Linked DNA regions of Homo sapiens: regions 2, 3 and 4 are each linked to region 1. Evidence: chromatin contacts called from ENCODE Hi-C or POLR2A ChIA-PET data. All regions are on one chromosome and are shown on one strand. The core of a region is the stretch at or near the end of the contact, and the rest is flanking DNA. Distances in the headings are between cores, read along the strand shown. Region 1 holds the start of LRPPRC (leucine rich pentatricopeptide repeat containing). Region 2 holds the start of DYNC2LI1 (dynein cytoplasmic 2 light intermediate chain 1). Region 3 has its middle 42 kb from the start of SLC3A1. Region 4 overlaps PPM1B (protein phosphatase, Mg2+/Mn2+ dependent 1B).

Region 1 (5,318 bases), core at 1,764-4,263:
CATCATTTCACCTGCTGCCCTCTAATCCAAGCCACTAGCATCTCTATTCTGGATTAGCCTTCTCTTTGGTCTATTTTTATTTATCCCCATTCCCCTAAAATCTCCTTTCCAAACAGCAGATAGAGTGACCCTTTCAAAATGCAAATGGGTGGCTGGGTGCCGTGGCTCACGCCTATAATCCCGGCACTTAGGGAGGCTGAGGTGGGTAAATCACTTGAGGCCAGGAGTTAGAGACCAGCTTAGCCAAAATGGTGAAACCCCATCTCTACTAAAAATACAAAATTAACTGGGTGTGGTGGTTCATGCGTGTAATCTTAGCTACTTGGGAGGCTAAGGCATGAGAATCGCGTGGACCCGGGGAGGCAGAGGTTGCTGTGAGCCTAGATTGTGCCACTGCACTTAAAAAAAAAAAAAAAAAGCAAAAGGGTGTGGTGGCATGCACCTGTAGTCCCACTTCCTTGGGAGGCCAGGGTAGGAGGATTGCTTGAGCCCAGGAGTTCAAGGCTGTAGTGTGTCATAATTGCACCTGTGAATAGACACTGCACTCTAGCCTGGGCAACACAGCAAGACTCCATCTCTTTAAAAGCAACACACCAAACTATCCAATGGTTTCTCATCTCATTCTAAGTAAAAGTCTTCAGTCTAAATAAAAGTCAGTCTTCACGGCCACCTACAACACCCTGTTTGATATGGCCTCCAACTACCTCTCTGACCTCCAGGCCCCTCTCCACCCCCTGCTCCTTCCTCTACTCCTACCCCCTGCTCTCTACCCCCTGCTCTTTTCTCTCATCCACACAGTCCTCCTCCTTAAAGTTCTCTGAATAGGCTACACCTATTATTGCCTCTGGGTTTTGGTGTTTGCTGTTCTCTAAGCCTTAACCACTCTTTTTTTTTTTCTCCTTCCAGAAAATTCTCCTGGCTTCCTCCTTTCCTTCCTTCAGGTTTCTGTTCAACGTTTTTCCTATTTAAAATATCAACTCTCCGGGCGTCGTGGCTCATGTCTGTAATCCCAGCACTTTGGGAGACGAGGCAGGCAGATTGCTTGAGGCCATGAGTTTGAGACCAGCCTGGGCAACACGGCAAAAACCCGTATCTACTAAAAATACAAAAATTAGCCAGGGCTTGGGCCTGTAATCCCGGCTACTCAGGAGGCTGAGGTGGGAGGATCGCTTGAGCCCAGACGTCGAGGCTGCAGTGAGCCAAGATCGTGCCATTGCTCTCCAGCCTGGGTGACAGAGCAAGACCCTGTCTTGAGAAAAAAAAAAAAAAAGCAACTCCCCCCATGACACCCTCAATCCCTTTACCCTGGCGTATTTTGCATCACAGTTCTTTTTGTCTTCCCAAATTAAACTTTAAAGAGCTTAATTAGAATCTAGGGTTGGTTTGTTTTGTTCTCTGCTGTATTCCTAGGATTTCAAATAGTGTATGGCACTGGATATGTATTCAATAAATACGTGTTGAATAGGTGAATAACTTGTATTCCCAGTGCTCAGTAATATAACCCAGAGTCAATCAATTCACCTTGTTTCTTTTGGGGGCTTGGAGCGGGTGTCTTCGTTCCCTCATCTCTCAAAGGAGAGGTGAGCTAGGTCATCTCAAAATAGACATTAATTTAACACATATTTAATGAGACCTACTGTGTGTCTGGCACTGGGTAGGTGTATGGCCTACAATAAGAGATCACAGTCCCTACTGATAAGGAGTTCGTGGGATTAACTGATAAGGAGTCCAGTGGGATAAACAGTCACTTCGGAAATGACCGTGGGAGGGCTTCCAGAGGAAATACCCGCCGCGTTTGCCTCGTGATAGGTAGGGGACAGGCAGGTGTAGAGGGAGTGGAAGGCTGTTCTCAGCTTCCCACGTGTGCACAGGGAACCGATCCAGTCTGTAAGCCCTGTGAAGGCAGCGACGTGGTTTTTTTGTTTTGTTTTAGACAGAGTCTCGCTGTGTCACCCAGGCTGGAGTGCAATGGCGCCATCTTGGCTCACTGCAACCTCCACCTCTCGGGTTCAAGCAATTCTCCTGCCTCAGCCTCCCGAGTAGCTGAGATTACAGGCGCCCGCCACCACGCCCGGCTAATTTTTTGTATTTTTAGTACAGATGGGGTTTCACCATGTTGGCCAGGCTGGTCTCCAACTCCTGACCTCAGGTGATCCACCCGCCTCGGCCTTCCAAAGTGATGGGATTACAGGCGTGAGCCACTTCGCCAGCGATGGGTTTAACTTGCCAGTTTTCTCCCCATATTTGGCTGGAGACTCTTAATTACATTGTTCTTTTACTTCTCACATGTATATGTGCATTTACTGAAGGGAGAGGCGCGGTAGGGGTGGAGGGTTGGGGAAGAGAGTCAGTTCAATTCCAGCTTTAAAACTATAGGATTTTTGGTAGAATTCATTTATTTTCTAAAGCGAGGCCCCGCGTACGCGCTTAGGGTGGGGACCTGCGCGTTCCTTTACACTGTTCCCAGGCCCTGATAATCCACATCCTATCATGTTGAACCTGGGAGGCAAACGGCAAGGTGCAAAAGACCTCCACGGTTTCTCCGGCCCGCGTTTCTGAGAGTGAAGGGCCGTTCCTATTGGACATGGCGTCAGGGCTGAACGTTAGCAGCAACATCTGCACTCGGGGGCGGGGGAAACCTTCCCACGTCCTGGGATCTTCATAGTCGGCTCTCCTCGAGAGTTCTCGGTATTTTTACTAGTTGGCCTCCCACAAGCCTCTGCGCCAACCTGGGAGGAGTTGACCTCTTGCGGCTCTACCAACAGAGGAGTGCAGGGGTGCAGCGAATGAACACGATGCCCAGATCGGAGACGGAAGACGGAAAAGAAAAGCTTCGATAATGAATCAAGCAACATCGTTTATGTAAATATTACATTGGGTCTTCTGTCCTCGGAGAAGTGCGGTTTTCCATCTTCCAACCTAAAACAATCCGTCGCTCCCCCCACATTTGGCACGCCCGGCAGTTGGTCTCTGCCGCGCCAGGCTACCCTGCGGTCACATGCTCCTCCTGTCCTTCTGGCGGAGCGTGCTTCCCGCTGCGGGGACGTTCGAGCAATGGCAGCCCTGCTGAGATCCGCGCGTTGGTTGCTGCGTGCCGGGGCGGCCCCGCGCCTCCCGCTCTCCCTGCGCCTCCTCCCTGGCGGCCCGGGCCGGCTGCATGCCGCCTCCTATCTGCCCGCCGCTCGCGCCGGGCCCGTGGCCGGGTGAGTGCCCAGGCCCTTTCTCCAGGCAAGCTGCGGCGCCAGGGTCCCCCGGGGTCGTGGGTGCCGGCAGGGACCGGGTCCTGCCTGTGCTCGCCACCCTTCTCCCCGCCCCAGGACCTAGCCTCCCCGGGCTCCGCACCACGCTCCCTACCAGGGGTTTTCGGGTGACAGGGTTAAGCGCCTTCAGAAGGTCACGGCTGTGGGCATGGCCTGCCTCCGGCTTGAATCCTGCCCCCGCCACTTCAGCCTGGACCTTACTGCCCTCGGGGTACCCATGGTCAACGAAGATGAGGGGGGCTTTGAAGACTGCTTTGGGAAGTCGGGTGGTGGTCTTTTCCTTACACTTGGCCAGCTTGGGTGGTGTCCCACGTGCGGTCACCGTTGGTGATCAGTAACCACCTAGCATTTAGATATTGGAAATTTAGCTTTTTGCGAGGGATGGGGCGGCGAGGAGTGGGTTGGGAGTTTGGGTGAGCCACGGATGACTTAAAGCTGGACGCTGGATTATGATCACTTTGGGCTTTTGCCTGCGTTCTCTTGAATGGAGTTTTCCTTCAGCATTTAAGAAGGTGTTGCGCGAGTTGGGCTGGAGTGCAGTGGCGCGATCTCAGCTCACTGCAACTTCCGCTTCCCGGGTTCAAGCGATTCTCCTGCCTCAGCCTCCCGAGTAGCTGGGATTACAGGTGTGCGCCACCATGCCAGGCTAACTTTTGTACTTTTAGTAGAGACTGGGTTTCACCATGTTGGCCACGCTAGTCTCGAACTCCTGACTTCAAGCGATCCTCCTGCCTCGGCCTCCCAAAGTGCTGGGATTACAGGTGTGAGCCACCGCTCCCGTCCTGTAAGTGTCTTTGAATGAATGAGCACATGCAAGGCACTCTGTTGGAATCTGGGGATGCAAAGGCAAGTTAAACTCTAAGTGGGTGTCAGATAGGCGAATAAATGCTCTCATGGTTTGAGGTTTATCAGAGATAGGTTTGGTATAGACTTTTGTAGTGGAGGGGAAAAGAAAAGTTGGTGAAAGTGTTCATTTGGTTATTAATAGTATTCTGACCACCAGAGAAGGGGAGATAGGTGCTGAGCTTTTAGCATTGGAGAAAAAATGATTTTGAAAGACTGATGCTTGTAAATTAAGGTACTTTGAGAGCTCGCGTAAGGACTGAGAGCCAGGGATCTGCAGTAGGCTGGGCCCAGACTGCAGCCTACTCCAGATTTATCTGCATTTTATCCTCAAATTATCTGCATTATGCCATTAGAGAAGTTACTTAACATCTCCAGGCCTCAGCTTCCTTAGCTATAAGGTGGGAGTAGTAGTAGTGTTAGGAATATTGCAGAATTATCTGTATTAAGCACTTAGTATAGGGCCTGATGCCTAGTAAGTGCTTTGTTGGTTACTACAGGAGTCATAATATCTACGGTTATGCGGACCTTCATGGACCAGCCTGAACACCTAATCTCGCCATAAAATTACGTGGAGGAAATAATTTATGATTTCTTAACAACTTAGTTATAATCTTTGGAATGGAGCGTACTTGTAATTTGGAGTCTGCCTATATTTTCTTATTGGGCTTGAACAGTTAACTTTCCGAAATCATGCCTCTGAGCACAGAACTATATACATCTCTTGGCTTTCAGAGTTTCTTTTGAGAAAGTTGTGCCCATTACTCTTATTTTTCTAATCCTCAGCATTTCTGTGAGGCCAGGGGAAGGTCCACATTTTCTTTTATCTTCACTGTTGCATTTGAGGAGAACTGAATAAAGAGAGAACATAGTTTAGTAGAAAGGGTGGTCTCGGTGTTCATCAGACCTGGGTTCTGTTTACTTACTGCGTAATCTCAGCCATCTTACTAACCTGTCTGTTCCTCAGTTTCATTATCTGTAAAGGCCTTTCCCCCTTATCTTTGTAAAGTTGCTTTCTTATCATTCAGATCTCAAATGTCTCTTCAGGGAAGCCTTACCTCAACACTCAATCCAAAACATGCCGGTCCCACTGTAGATTTATTCGTGGCACACCTCACTTGTCTGATATCATTACTTATTTCTCTGGTTTTTTTTTTTTTCTTTAGTAGAAGGTAAGCTATATGAGAGCAGGACTTTGTCTTGTTCACCACTGTG
Region 2 (5,006 bases), core at 1,549-4,048, 220 kb after region 1:
TCCATTAATTCCCCTTTTTTCCACTTCAGCTTTTGCAATTTCCCAGAGAGTTTCACTACATGAGAGGCAGAAAAAACAAAATTGAGGGAAAAAGAATTCTTTCAAATATTTATTTCAAGCTCAGAGAAATTTTATTTCAGTATAATTTATGAAACAAATGAACATTATTTTCTGAGGAACAATAATCTGGTAAAACATCTGAGGATTAGTCATTCTATGATTTTATTTTTCTTTTGTTGCTTTGAACTAGTTCTCTGAAGAATACTGAAATTGATAAGCAGAGCCTTTATTGCCAGGATTTGAGGCTGTCACATTTGGGTCTTCCCCTACGGTTCATAGCTGTGTATGTCAGCTTCTCAGACACATATGGAGGTACAATGACTTTGGGAATGTACAACTTGAAAACCACAAACATTTAAGTCACCTAGGAAGATGGGAAAAGTACAAAACCAGTGTATCAAATAATCTTTCCTCCCTGAAACATTTCTTTTTTGTGTTTTAGATTATGTTTTTAGGTAAAAAAAAATTTTGTTTAATATAAAAGTATATGGGAGGCTGAGGCAGGAGGATCACTTGAGATCAGCCTAGGCAATACAGGAAGATCCCATCTCTACTACTGCTACTACTACTACTACTACTAATAAATTAGCATGGGGGAGGGATAGCATTAGGAGAAATACCTAATGTAAATGATGAATTAATGGGTGCAGCAAACCAACATGGCACATGTATACATATGTAACAAACCTGCACGTTGTGCACATGTATCCTAGAACTTAAAGTATAAAAAAAGAAGAAGAAGAAAAGAAAACAAACAAAAAAAATTGGCTGAGGCTGGGAGTGGTGGTTCACACCTGTAATCCCAGCACTTTAGGAGGCCAAGGTGGGTGGATCACTTGAGGTCAGGAGTTCAAGACCAGCCTGGCCAACATGGTAAAACCCCATCTCTACTAAAAAAAAAAAAAAAAAAAAAAAAAAAAAATTGGCCAGGTGTGGTGGCGGGTGTCTGTAACTCCAGCTACTCAGGAGGCTGAGGCATGAGAATCACCTGAACTCAGGAGGTGGATGTTGTATTGAGCCAAGATCGTGCCACTGCACTCCAGCCTGGGCAACAGAGCGAGACTCTGTCTAAAAAAAAAAAAAAGAAAATAAAAAAAGAAAAAGAAAAGAAATTAGCTGGGTGTGGTGACATGCACTCGTGGTCCCAGCTACTAGGGAGGCTGAGGCAGGAGGATTGCCTGAGCCCTGGAGGTCGAGGCTGCAGTAAGCATGTTGACATCACTGCACTCCAGCCTGGGTGACACAGCAAGACCTTGTCTCCCCCCGCCAAAAAAAAACCATAAAGAAAGAAAGAAAAAAAAACCCTAAAACCACAAACATTTTGAAAACAATCCTTTCATTGATTTCTTTACACAGATATATAACTTTACACGATAAAATCATATATATATTAATTAAAGCCTAAGTGAAAATGGAATATTAAACTAAAAACTAACCATGGGCAAGACCTGATAGGTCCTAGCCTGATTCTGCTACTTCCTATGTATGTGAACTTGGGAAAACTACCTAACCTCTTTAAATCCTTCATTCCTTTATTAATTAAACAAATATTTATTGAGCACCTAATATATGCAATCCTCTGTGCTATTCCCCAGGCTCAATTGTTTCTCTATCTCTAAAAAGCCAATAAAAAAGAGTATCAGCTTTATAGGATTGTCATAATTGTTAAAATATATATGTAGTTTAGGGCATGGCCTATACAATTACAAAAATTATTGAGGGCTTGTAATTATACTATTCAAGAACCAGGAATAAGAAAAAGGGTCAAAACAGGAGTCCTTAAATGTTTGCACTAAAATTCATGCATTTATTTCACAGGTGAGCCTTCAGAACTCAGTTTCGGGCTGTTTGCTCTTCATTTACACAACATTCTTTCAAAATATGAGGATCTGCTTTCCAAATACCTAGCAGAGAGGAAAGACGGAGGTGCTGCAGTCAGCCACGACACCTGCGGAAATCGGGAAGTATAACCATAGCTTTATAACTAACCAATTATCCCTTGATGGAAAGCTGACAATTCTCCACACTATCCCAAGGAGAGAAAAAGATTTATCCTGCTCTGTGATGCACTCCCTGACCCCTCTCCCCGACGTGCTTAAGCATAAATTGTTGAGAAAAGGTTTAGGAATATCTTGTGAACAGGTAATTAAAATGAATATCATAGAATTGAACAGCTAGAATATAGTTTACAAACCCTCTCCCGTTTCCCCCCTTAAAAGTGATGTTATACTTTCCACAGTGCCTTCCAAGTTTCCCCTCGCTTATTACTGCGAACCCCCGCACCAGGAGGGGAGGCCCCTGGGGAGAGGAGGCTTTGTGGTCTAGCTCATCGCCGAATGTCCTGCTCCGGAAGTAGTCTCTGGCCTGCAAGAAACTTTTATTCAATCATTGAATGGGTGGAGTTGCTGATCTTTCCAAATCTCTCACTTTTCTACCTAGGGAACTTTCTTTTCTTTCCTGTTTGCGGCAGAATCTTTATGCTCAAGGCTGATTCCTAGGTCCCCGACCCTGCATATCCTGGTGGCAAGTAGCCACCCCCACAATCTTCCAACAGCTGGTCCCGCCTGGGCTTCCTCTCTCCAGGAATACTCTCAGTAGCCTTTCCCACGCAAGCCGGGTTCAGGGAATACCTGGGCATCGTCGACGGCCTGGCTGCCGCAAACGTCACAGGCTCGGAGTAGTGACCAGCCTAGAATCAGGCGGCGAGCTCCGCAAGGAGTCTGGGAGTGAGGCCTTCTGGGTTGCCATGGGAGCGACGTCGCGGCCGCGGTTGCGTGGGGAGACGGGCATCATGGGAAATGTAGTTTTCAGGAGTCCTTTTACATCTCATTCTCGGCCTCAAGCCTTAGGATTGCTTTTAGATCCCAAGTTAGTAACTCCTTGTTACCTCCTAGAACGAGATGATAAGGGGTTACAAACCTGGGATCTAAAAGCAATTTTCTTTTATTTTAAAATTTTTTTACTGGGTGTCAACTATATGCCAAGGGTCTCTGCTCTCTCTCTCTCTCATCTTTCACTTTTTTCTTCCCAATCGCCATGATTTAGGAATAGAGGGTGTAACAATCTCTTGAGCTGTTTTCTGCTAATTTACTAGAAGCAAGGAATATTCGGACTTTAAAATTTAAAATAAGGCACGTAATTTTAATATTTTCCAACTTTCTAGATGTTTAGTTGTTTCAAGTTTTATTCAATAGCACATTGTGTATTTATTAATAAATTAATGAAGCAAGTGCATCTCCTACATACTTCATTTACTTTGTGAATGTAGATTATTTTCTTTTGGAACTTTGTGGTCTCTTTATAGATCTGCAGGAGTGTCCAAATAAATAACGAGCATTGAAATAAATAACAATCATTGAATATGCAAGGCCCTATGCTACACAGAATAAGGAATAAAGAGATGAGTAAGAAAAGATCGCTGCCCTTAAGAAAGACACACACTCAGCTAATTATAAGCACCTAAGGAAGTGAGTGATCTAAACTATTGTATAGAGGTACAAAAATTGCATGAGGGCAAGTGACCAATTATGCCTGAAGGAGATGGTGAAACCATGGCACTGATAGTATTTGGTCTGTATTGAATGCTGAGTAGACTCAGGCTTTCTAGCCTAAGATGCCCTGAATATTTGAAGGAGATACCCTCCCTCCAGTCCTCTACTATTCGGCTTGATTTCTATGGTGCGATGTTCAAGTACATGGGCTTTGGCGTGAGATGGACCTAGGTTCAAGTTCTGACTTGGCCACGCTGGCTAAGTTGTCACATTGCCACATCGGGTAAATCACTGAATTTCTGATCCTGTAAAGCGGGAAAGATTGTGAATCTTAAATGAGATAAATGTAGGTAAAACATAACTTACGTGGGTGTCTGACACATTATAACTGCTTAATGCTTGTTATTATTGTGTGATAAGCTGCTGGTCAGCAACTTCGAACAAAGAAACACAAGGAACACATTCCTGGAAACAAGGCTGATGGTTGATAAAAGGGTGTTTATTTCAAATAAAGTCATTGGGAACAAAATCCTCCCAACACCTAGGTATATTTTGGAGACGTAAAGAACACTAAGCTGCACATAGGAAGGGAATTAATGGGAGTAGAGCTCACCGAAGAAAGGATGATTTTTCAAAGGAGGCTTATACATCTGTCATTGAATCAACAGCTATAGCCTGGTGCTAAGCCAGACTTTAAGCTCACAAACTGATATGGGACAGATTGTAATGAATTGTAATGATTTGGGTTCTAGAACTTCAGAATACTTTTGCATGCTAGTTAGGAAGGCCTGTTGATATTGATAGCAATAACGACAGCTAACATTTTTGCCAAGTGCTTGCTATGTACTGGGCACAATACTCAGTACGAGTACTTCAAAAGTACACTTGTTTGAATAACGGGGAGAGGTGTTTGAAGGAGGGAGCTTGGTAACCAGGAAAGTGAAGGTGATCCGGCTGGGCCCTGATCAGCAGCATTGATTCAGGGTTGATTCAGTTGATCTGACTGAGCAGGTGAGTTCCCCTTTCTTCCCTCATTCCTCTTGAGGCCTTCATACTTGGGCAAAGAAAGTGACTTTCCTGGGTAGATGAAGATTGTTCTTAAGGTAAGAATGGAAGGAGAAGGAGACAATTTTATGCTGCTTTCTGGATGGAATGAGCAACAGTGCAGAAGGGTAAAGGCGTGTGCAGGATGTATTTGGGAAACTGAATAGTTTGGGTTGCGATCATATAAAGTGCCTGGTGGAGCTACAGTGGAAGAGCAAACTGGGCAGGTAGATGGGGCTACTGTGAAGGATGCTGTAGTCTAGACTTTACTGTGTTGGTTATGAGAAACCAAATAGGGTTTAAAAATAGGAGTGTGCCATGATTAGACATGAATTTCAGTGAGATAATTTTTTGCAGTTGTGTGAAGGGTGGTTTGGCATCTAGAAGACCATGCGGAGGCTATTAACAATA
Region 3 (4,685 bases), core at 983-3,482, 240 kb before region 1:
TTTAGCCAGGCTGGTCTCAAACTGTTGACCTCAAGTGATCTGCCCGCCTTGGCCTGCCAAAGTGCTGGGATTACAGGCGTGAGCCACTGCGCCTGGCCTTCATTATAATTTTTTTTCAATGACAATGCAACTCCCAGTGGATTTCTACTTTTAGCATTAAGAAATTATGACTCTTGGTGGTAAATTCTACTCAGGTTAATAAACTAACGGTGAAGCAGCTTGGAAGCATTTGTTGCTTAGATTGTTTATTCCTTCACAATGTTATTTTAAAATTTGAGTTTTTTTTAATATAAAAGAGACATATATTTAAAATTTGAGATGGAGTCTCGCTGTTGCCCAGGCTGCTGTGCAGTGGCTGGATCATAGCTCACTGCAGCCTTGAACTCCTGAACTCAAGCAATCCTCCTGCCTCAGTTTCCCAACTAGCTGGGACTATAGGCATGTGACACCATGCTAGAGTACTTAGAATTTTTTTGTGTGTAGAAACCAGGTCTTGCTATGTTGTCCAGGCGGGTCTTGAACTCCTGGCCTCAAGCAATCCTCCTGCTTTATTACAGGCATAAGCTACCACATTCAGCTAAGCAGTCTTTTTTTTTTTTTTTTTTTTTGAGATGGAATTTTGCTTTTGTTGCCCAGGCTGGAGTGCAATGGCACGATCTCAGCTCACTGCAACCTCCGTCACCTGGGTTCAAGCAATTATCCTGGCTCAGCCTCCCGAGTAGCTGGGATTACGGGCATGCGCCACCATGCCTGGCTAATTTTGTATTTTTAGTAAAGACAGGGTTTCTCCATGTTGGTCAGGCTGGTCTCAAACTCCCGATCTCAGGTGATCTGCCTGCCTCGGCCTCCCAAAGTGCTGGGATTACAGGCATGAATCACTGTGCCTACCCTTAACAAAAAACTTTAATCATTGCAGAATAACGGATCAATATTTAGAAGAACTGCATAATTCAGTGAACCAGTATTTTCCAAATGACTAATTCATGATGTGACAAAATCATGCATAGCCAGAAGGTCCATTCAAAATGCAAGACAGACCCAGTGGATTTTAACATAACAAACTAAGAAAAGTCCTCTAATAAACTTTCCGATTTCACATTGCAACCAATCTTCAAGAAACTATCAGTTGTCAAGTTTTGATATCCACAGTTATCTGAAGTGACTAAAATATTCCTGTTTTCCAACTACCTATCTGTGTGAGGCCAGGTTTCTTCATAAACTTCAACCATCGGGCCATACCACACTTCAACAGACTGAACGCAAAAGCACAAACAAGAATTCAGTTCAACATTAAAGGGCTCACAAAAATGAAAAATGGTCCTTTTTACACTGAATTTTTGTATCCTAACTTATAAGACAATTATTTTTCATAAAATGGTTTATATATTAACATGTAATTGTTTTGTTAACAAATTAAAACAGTATGTATAATTTCTCAGCTTTAATTTCTAATATAGTAAATATCGATAGTATCCACAAAAGCAAAAGTTCACTGGAGTATACAATTTGTAAGAGTATAAGTGGGTCCTCAGACCAAAATACTTGAGAATAGCCAGGCTAGGAAATTCAGATGAGTCAACACTGAATATGGGTTTTTCTTTTACTAACTCATACATTATTTCTGTTTCAAGCACCAGTAACCCCCACCCTGCCCCCTGCCGGAAAAGTTTTTTTTTTTCTTTTTTTTTTTTTTTGAGACGGAGTCTCGCTCTGTCGCCAGGCTGGAGTGCAGTGGCGCGATCTTAGCTCACTGCAACCTCCGCCTCCTGGGTTCAAGCAATTCTTCTGCCTCAGCCTCCCAAGCAGCTGGGATTACAGGCAAGCACCACCATGCCCAGCTAATCTTTGTATTTTTAGTAGAGGCAGGGTTTCACCGTGTTGGCCAGGATGGTCACGATCTCTTGACCTCGTGATCCACCCGCCTTGGCCTCCCAAAGTGCTGGGATTACAGGTGTGAGCCAATGCACCCGGCCAAAGGCAGGTTTTTTTAAAAGGAGTATAAATATTTCTAGAGTACAGAAGGGGTTAATATTGTCCTGTACAGTTTGGTTAATTCCTCTTTGGAATTAAATTTTCAGAAATATGCCAACCATATAAGAAGTTTAAAATAACATTAAAAACTGAATCATACCAAATAGTAATATGTCACACTGTTTTTATCAATTCTTTATTTAGGTAACAAGTTGGTTATGTTCACTGCATTGTATGAAACATCACAATATCATACTGGGAAGTACTATCAGTACAGGGTTGGATCAGAGTGGACAGTTTGAACGATAAACCATTTTGCATTCTTCATTCCCTATCTTTTAACAACCCCCCAAACCCAGTAAAGGGACAAACAGCTTTTCACATCATCATGTAAAGCACTTTAACTTACAAGGCTAAAATCTAAAGAATAAATAAAATATATTGTGGCAATAATTCCTTTTAGACCAAAAATCAGGTGCACAATAAATCAAATGATCAGGAAAGCTGTCTGTATTTAAATGTGTGGCTCTCCAGAAACAGCTTCAGGAAAACGTTACAGAAAATACCATGAATTCCATTTCACAAAGGACCAGATGATGACTCATTTTAACTACACACAAGGGCAATTACATCCTGCTGAAACACAATTTAAACATACAGGAAAATGTTTACAAAGCATCCACAACATGTAAACCATGTACAAATGGATACATTCATTACTTCTCCTAACCCAGAAACTTCTTTCAGATAAATACTTTACTCTTCATGTTCAGCATTAATTGAATTTAATACATGCAAAACTCAGAAGAATTCAAGGTTACTGTAAAAATAGAATTAAACTAATAAATCTTCAAGTACCTTATGTGACAATCACTCTGTACCGTGCCCAATGTTATAAAATGAAAAGTTACTGAACCCATGAAAATATCTCTGTAGTATTTCCTTAGATCTAAAATAGATAATTTTAAATGTATTTATAGTAATTTCAATGTGATATTCTGAGCTTTTAAAATAACATAAATGATTAAAAATACCAAATTACACAAAACTCGTATCTTAAAAGCTGAAAAAATTAAAACTATAGAAACCCACATGTAAAACAAAAATCACAATTTACATTATAAAGGCAAATCTCATCTTTAAAAAATTTCCAACAGTGAGATGTCAAAGCAAATTATAAATAGCCATAAATTAATCCATTTGGTTTCAAAAGATTTTCTAGTGAGAGTTGAAGGATGCAGTAGATACATGCATAAAATTTGTAAGGGTTTATAATATTATTCCCAAATACACTTTATCTTGAAGCAAGGCAACATTACAATTTGGACATTATTGGAGAACCCAGTTTGGTAATACAGGTAAAATTGGAAAAAAATTAAATAACAATCAATAATAAATACATATCCTATAGAAATTGCTCAAATGAAATTCCAAGCCACAGAGCTGCAAAAGGCTTCCAACTTGGTGAACTGAAAAAAGGAACATATCATACAATTCTTTACTCTTACATGCTTACATGTTGTGTGTTTTGTTTAAAGAAAAAAAACATAATGTATTTTCAGAGTATAGCTAACTATATTTCCCATGCACCTCAGGCACATTGTTGATTTGTGGTGAAATAACTCCACTGGTTTCTAGGGCCGAAAGTTCAATACAGATGTAACGAGTATGCCTGAGGTTGGCAAAAAATACTGTAGTACAGGCAATGCTACAAGTGGCAACTGTCAGAAAACACAAATATGAACAAATGATGGGAAATGCTAATGATTTTCTGCTCATATCACAAAACGTTGGGAATCCGCAAGAATATTTTCCCCTTGTATTGAAGAAAATTGTGATTAAAAGTTTTTTCCCCCAATTTTCAGAATCAAAAGCATTTTAGAAGGTTTTTAAGGCTACCATGGGTCTTCTAGATCTCCAGCACCCTACAGGAAGAGAAAAGGAAGAATATTATTATTTACCTATGCCACTTCCAGATTGGATTGAATTTCAAAAGAAAACAAAATTGATGAACAAATTACCTTCCTTTCTTTGTCTGAAAAGGGTACTTTTACAGAGAGATGTTGTGTATTGCATATTGTGTGTGTACACGTGTATCTAATATGGATAGATAACTGGGTTGGGTTATTTTCCTCCCCTCTCCATCAAATGCCTTCCTTTCTCAAAGCACTTAAAAATATTCTGGCATTGGAAAAATACATCAAAACATCAGCTATAACATCCAAAGATTCCGAAGTTTCAATTTATGGTAACTTAAAGCAACTTTAGACACATGATATAAATATAAACGTAAAGACGAAAAGTTAATGTTCTACAGTTATAAAATAATTTTTAAAAAATATTTTTCCCTATGTGACAAATCTATAATTTAAAAATCCCTTTAAACAAAAACTCTCATCTGCCACTATTTTAAAAATAGCCCATAATTGTTCAATTTCTTAATAACTAACAAAAATTTGTAACAAAATGGACAATTCTGCAATCTTTAAAATGCTCACTGTGGCAATTTTCTCACATGTCTAATGTGTGCCCATAATGTCCAAAGATTAATATTTTGTACCACAAAAGATGGATAAGAAAAAGAATAGATTTAAGTATGCAACACATATATTTTAATATTAAACTTTTCCTTTTTGTTAATGAAAAAAGGTAAGCCAAAAGTGTTCTAAATGTTATATAAATACAAATGAATTTCTAATGGGTATTCTTCCAAT
Region 4 (5,376 bases), core at 1,362-3,861, 190 kb before region 1:
TGTTGTATTATGTGCTTTTTGTACTACAATTAAATTTTATTTAAGCTTTTGGGGGTAAGAGTAGAGCTAGAAAGTCATCTACACAAAAAGAAGAATCCAAATAGCACGAGACTTCTCATCAACAAAACTAGACCACAGAAAATTCCTTTGACATTCCATAGCAGAAAATCAAATGATAATGTCTAAATGAAAAATCATTAAATAGTTGTATAAACCTTTTAGTTAAAAATCAGGCCAGGCACAATGGCTCACGCCAATAATCCCAGCAGTTTGGGAGGCTCAGGCGGGTGGATTGCCTGAGTCCAGCAGTTTGAGACCAGCCTGGGCAACATAGTGAGACCCTGTCTCTATAAAAAAAAAAACTTCAAAAATTAACTGGGCACGGTGGTGTGCGCCTGTAGCCCCAGCTACCTGGGAGGCTGAGGCGGGAGGATTGCTTGAGCCCAGGAGGTGGAGGGTGCAGTGAGCTGAGATGATATGACTGCGTTCCAGCCTCGATGACAGAGCAAGACCCTGTCTCAAAAGAAAAAAAGCTTGTACACATGAAATATTTAAAATAATGTGCTTCTATCTTCAAAATTTAACTGATGCCACATATACTCCAAAGTGTTACCAAGAAATATTTCTATGATATAGCCAAGTACTCTTCACTTCCAGCCTGTTCCTAGACAATGTGTAGATTAATGGCTTTCATTATTATAAAACATTGCTAAAATAAATGATAGTAGTAATAAAATCTAATAACCAGCTTAAGTTCAAAGAGATGCTTGAAAAGTCACATACTAATAACACCATTCCAGGACCTTACAGAACATACTCATTCACAAACACCTGCATCAAATCCTATACTGCTTGAATGAGAAGCAAAAGAAAAACAACTCCACCCATCAGTAAACTCACAGAAACAGAACATGTAGCTCACATCCTTTCTTCCAATTCTTAGTATCATCAGAATTAAATTATTTAAGTCCTCCCCTCTTCCAAATCAATTCTGATGAACTGTAGTATCAGTGGCATTCACTTCAGATTTTCAAAATCATAACTGACATTCAAAAGGGCTTGAATAATTGTTTAAGAGATATTTTACAGTTTTCATTATAATTGCTGAATAACATTGGCATTGACCACACCCAGGTCCAATGGCAAGGAGATGTTACTGATAAAAATAGGCTAGTCACTTTCAATAATTCTCCAAAAGCTGGAAACTATAGCTCTACATTAGAGCAAGATTATGAAAACAAATTTATTCAGTAAATCAGATTCTCTGAAATCATAAGTGAGAGACCCCAGATACAAGAATAATTTAGATTTTCTTGTCCTAAATCAAAAGCTCAGCTAGAAATTTCAAACTCAGGACAACAGTGTAACTTACCCCTCTCCAAGCCTTTCAACAAGAAAAATATAGTTCATAAAATGGAAATAGCTTTGTTGACAGTGGTATTTTGCTTTAGTCGCAAATTTAATCTGAGAAAAAAAATCTATCACACTGAATACATACAGTGTGCTCTAAAAACCAAACTACATGCAGACCTATGAAAAGTATTTATTCAGGCTATATCAAAAACAGAAAATTACCACTTAATCAACTTTAAAGTAGCAGTTCTCAACATAGGGCAAGGTATCATACAAGAGGAATTAATTTAACGTCACTTGTCATGCTTTTCCAAATTCTACAAGACACAACTATAGGCAGGAACTTAGATGAATCTCATTAACAATGCTGAAAGAAACTAGAAATCAAAGAGTATACAATGTATGATTCCATTTAAATGAAATGTAAAAACAGGCAAAACAGTTTAGAAGCCAGGTAAGCATAAAATGTATACAATAATTAGGATTACTATAAAACCCAATAATATTAAAGTCATTATCAAAATATTTTTTAAAACTTGGCATAGTAATACATGTCTTCTTCACTAACACAACAGTATCTAGTGGCCGGTCTAATAAGTGTCATAATTCTGAAGTAGTGGTGAGTTTAATAATATTTTAAGATACCTGCAACAACTATAAAGTGATATAGAAATATCTGACTTCTAAAGAAGACAAGTAAAAAAGTATTGCTATACTACATTGATAATTGAAGAAAATGTTAAAATTCAGTTAGAGATTAGTGAAAATAAAAACATGATTCTCCTGAATTTTACTGATAGATCCCTATGTGGGTCTGTGGGCTCCAGCTTAAGAATCCCTGATTTAGTCTGTGCCAACAGCAACTTAGGGGAGAAGAAGGGAGGCATAATCTATCAAGTAGTCAGTTTTGAACATGTTCAGTTAGAGATGTCTATTATATGTCCAGTGGAGATACTGCAGGAAGGTGGATCTAGAAATAAAGCATTCAGGAGTGGGATCAAGAATGAAGACATAAATTCGGGGGCATTTATATGATAATTAAATCTCCACTTAAACCCCTTGAGAACAGAGTAAATATAATTTAAAAAGAGAAGACACTAAAGAACTAAGTTCTTGAGCACTCCAACATTTAAAGGTCAAGAGACGAAAAAAAATGCAGTAAAAATTACTGAGAATCAGCAACCAGAGTTGTGGGAGGAAAACCAACAGTGTGGTACCCCTGACAACAAAGAAAAATGTGCTTACAGAGGAGGAAGTGATAAACTGCGTCAAATGCTGCTAACAGGTCAATGTCCTATCAAAAAGAACAACCACTGGATACCTATTAGAGCAGCAGACATTTTCTGTGTGCTAAGAATTGTTTCAACGTATTTACAGGCATGAACTCATTTAATCCTCACAATAATCCTATGAGGAAGGTACTATTATAATCACTACATTACAAATAAGGAAACATACAATGAGGTTAAGAACTTGCCAAAGACACACAACTATCAAGTGGTAAAACTAAGAACTAGGCCAGGCACAGTGGCTCACGCCTGTAATCCCAGCACTTTGGGAGGCCGAGGCGGGCGGATCACGAGGTCAGGAGATCGAGACCATACTGGCTAACACGGTGAAACCCCATCTCTAATAAAGACACAAAAAATTAGCCAGGGACGGTGGCGGATGCCTGTAGTCCCAGCTACTCTGGAGGCTGAGGCAGGAGAATGGTGTGAACCCGGAAGGCGGAGCTTGCAGTGAGCCGAGATCGCGCCACTGCACTCCAGCCTGGGCGACTGAGCGAGACTCTGTCTTGAAAAAAAGAAGAAAAAAAAACTAAGATACCAAATCATGCAGTCCAATTCCAAAGCCAAATCTCATCCTCAGGCTCAAAGTTGGGTCAAAAAGCTCTCTGGCTAATTCTCTCCCTTCCTCCTGGGGCTCACTGGTATGCCCTTCAATGTACTTATGTAATAAAGAAGCTGAAGCTTTAGGCTTTACTGGGTGGTGATGAGGAGGCAGGCCTTTTGGCTTCCTCTGGTTTTAGGTCATTCAGGCCTACCTAACAACTTATGTAAACCTTATCCCAGTATCCAGCTGTACTTGATTCTGGAGACTGACTCTCCATCCAGTTAAATGCCTATTATTCTGTCTTACTTATCCTACTCTGTGCAGATATTTGTTTCCAAAACCACACGGGAAGAATGTTCAAGGCAAAATGTGGATATTCCTCATCTAAATGGTCTGATTTCATCGAATGTCACTTGGCAAGTAATACAACACAGTAGTTAAGAACATGCACATGGGACAGTCTAAGATGGTAGTGGTGGTCACAGCAGAGGTTTTTAATATCCTCCCCCAGACAAAGCAATCCAACAACAAAGGTATTATTCCCCCATAAACTACAAACTGTTATAAGACCCAAGTGGTATTAGCATTTGTGCAAAAGGAAGCAAAAGGAAAACAGGCTTCTGAAGATCCTGAGATGAGAGAAACTCCAACATCACCAATAGCTACTCACTGAAAAGTGTGACAGGATAATCTAGTAACAGCTAAAACTGAAAGGGAATTCTGCAAGACCCAACTGCTGGGGTCATGCAAAGGGACCAATATACAACAAGATCTGATAGTGCTGGAGCAATCTAGATCCCATAAACTCTGAAATAAATGCTCCCTTGTTAGACGAAGCTCTACACTAAAGAAAAACTGCTAAGAAGAAAATCTAAATTACAAAAAAATCCACACATACCCTACCTTCCTAAAAGTTCAGGAAAACATCACGGTCCAATTCTACACAAAGTAATTATAAGAAAGAAAAAAAGTATGAAAAATAAAGCCCCTAGAGTCAAAGAAAGCATAACTAGGAAAAAGTGCCTACTAAACAGAGGAAACCTGTAACCTATTATTTCAAAACAAACTAAAGAGAAAAGTAAAAAAAGAAAAGCAAATCACAATTAGAAAACTTAAATATTAGGTAATCAAGAACAAAGTAATTATAAATTACTAGTATTGGCCAGGCACTGTGGTTCACTCCTGTAATCCCAGTACTTTGGGAGGCCGAGGCAGGTGGATCACCTGAGGTGGGGAGTTTGAGACCAGCCTGACCAACATGGAGAAACCCCATCTCTACTAAAAATACAAAAAATTAGCCAGGCATGGTGGTGCATGCCTGTAATCCCAGCTACTCAGGAGGCTGAGGCAGGAGAATCACTTGAACCCAGGAGGCGGAGGTGGCGATGAGCCAAGATCATGTCATTGCACTCCAGCCTGGGCAACAAGAGCAAAACTCTGTGTCAAAAAAATAAATAAATAAAAATTAAGAAAAAAAAGAAATTACTAGTATTTCCCATATGTCTGGAGTATCGTCCATAGAGAATGTTTCTCACGATATAACATACAGCCATTTCAGAACCCAAAACACCAATATTCCTGACCAAACAGCTCAAACACTGATGTCCTGTGTGGTAGAATTAGCCAACTATCAGTCGTAAGAAGAAGCTTCTCAAAATAAGGTACTTTGTGGCATTTCAAACTATTGGTAACGCCTCGATTCTGGAAACTCTTAACAGTTGTGTTGACTTTCAAAACACTCTCAAATCAAAAAAACTTTATTCTTTTTTCTTTATTCTTTATTCTTTTTTCTGTACCCTCTGAAAAAGGGAAGTGGGGTCCCAAGATAATAATTAACCTTCAACCCAAAACACAGTATCTGCCCTCTGATGCAATCTCATGGCTTAAGCTATGTCTACACTGACTTCAGATGAATTTTAGTCTAGATTTTAAACACAAAGCTTGGTTATGCTACATCTCTCTTCAAATATAACATAATCAAAAACTTCATCTCTGCACCCAAGCCACCTTCATATGCCTACCCACCTATTTGTATTAGTAACAGCATTCCTCTAGTATTAATCCAGGACAGAAGCCATAAATCTTTTGATATATATTCAACCACCATTAAATCACTATGTTCCATCAATCTTGTTTTTCAGTGTCTCTCTCACCCTACCATCCTAATTTTAGCATCATCACATAATGCAT

What was found. A loop is a pair of places that touch in the nucleus more often than their neighbours do. ChIA-PET counts read pairs that join two places held with the same protein, here RNA polymerase II (POLR2A). Pooled maps may share reads with other maps.
Region 2: a map of CD8-positive, alpha-beta T cell shows a loop between it and region 1 (23-fold over the local background). The contact joins the promoter of DYNC2LI1 here to the promoter of LRPPRC in region 1. A Hi-C loop is called at or near these places in 10 of 168 maps with a recorded cell type or tissue (B cell, CD14-positive monocyte, CD4-positive, alpha-beta T cell and 5 more), 4 of 37 single-sample maps with no recorded cell type and 16 of 50 pooled maps. POLR2A ChIA-PET finds 5 or more read pairs at or near these places in 1 of 52 experiments (activated CD4-positive, alpha-beta T cell).
Region 3: a map of CD8-positive, alpha-beta T cell shows a loop between it and region 1 (5-fold over the local background). The contact joins the enhancer-like site here to the promoter of LRPPRC in region 1. A Hi-C loop is called at or near these places in 4 of 168 maps with a recorded cell type or tissue (CD4-positive, alpha-beta T cell, CD8-positive, alpha-beta T cell, Caco-2 and 1 more) and 7 of 50 pooled maps. POLR2A ChIA-PET finds 5 or more read pairs at or near these places in 4 of 52 experiments (H1, OCI-LY7, WTC11 and 1 more).
Region 4: POLR2A ChIA-PET joins it to region 1 with 12 read pairs in HEK293. The contact joins the enhancer-like site here to the promoter of LRPPRC in region 1. A Hi-C loop is called at or near these places in 2 of 168 maps with a recorded cell type or tissue (CD4-positive, alpha-beta T cell and cardiac septum) and 2 of 50 pooled maps. POLR2A ChIA-PET finds 5 or more read pairs at or near these places in 6 of 52 experiments (H1, HEK293, MCF 10A and 3 more).

Annotation. Positions count from the first base shown.
Region 1 is chr2:43,993,684-43,999,001 of GRCh38, reverse strand. LRPPRC (leucine rich pentatricopeptide repeat containing) reads left to right here and starts at 3,013. Exons shown (of 38, transcript NM_133259.4): 1 at 3,013-3,203. The coding sequence starts at 3,055. RefSeq lists enhancers at 2,736-3,015, 2,811-3,462 and a silencer at 3,116-3,435.
Region 2 is chr2:43,771,831-43,776,836 of GRCh38, reverse strand. DYNC2LI1 (dynein cytoplasmic 2 light intermediate chain 1) reads right to left here and starts at 2,798. Exons shown (of 13, transcript NM_016008.4): 1 at 2,691-2,798; 2 at 1-55. The coding sequence starts at 2,698. It overlaps LOC105374571 (a long non-coding RNA gene), which reads right to left and starts at 2,684. Exons shown (of 2, transcript XR_940033.2): 1 at 2,291-2,684; 2 at 1,845-1,964. It also overlaps the pseudogene RN7SKP66. RefSeq lists an enhancer at 2,863-2,912.
Region 3 is chr2:44,231,527-44,236,211 of GRCh38, reverse strand. It overlaps a transcript of PPM1B not described here. Among named protein-coding and RNA genes, the nearest start is that of SLC3A1, 42 kb to the left of the region's middle. RefSeq lists enhancers at 1,297-1,796, 1,797-2,298. Within about 2 kb of position 2,232, at least 3 of the 41 ENCODE cell types and tissues checked have a DNase peak (open chromatin) inside an H3K27ac peak, as active enhancers do.
Region 4 is chr2:44,181,531-44,186,906 of GRCh38, reverse strand. All of the region lies in intron 1 of PPM1B (protein phosphatase, Mg2+/Mn2+ dependent 1B), which reads right to left. Among named protein-coding and RNA genes, the nearest start is that of PPM1B, 15 kb to the right of the region's middle. RefSeq lists an enhancer at 2,505-2,604 and a silencer at 3,323-3,617. Within about 2 kb of position 2,611, at least 3 of the 41 ENCODE cell types and tissues checked have a DNase peak (open chromatin) inside an H3K27ac peak, as active enhancers do; they include CD4-positive, alpha-beta T cell, where a contact is called at or near this core.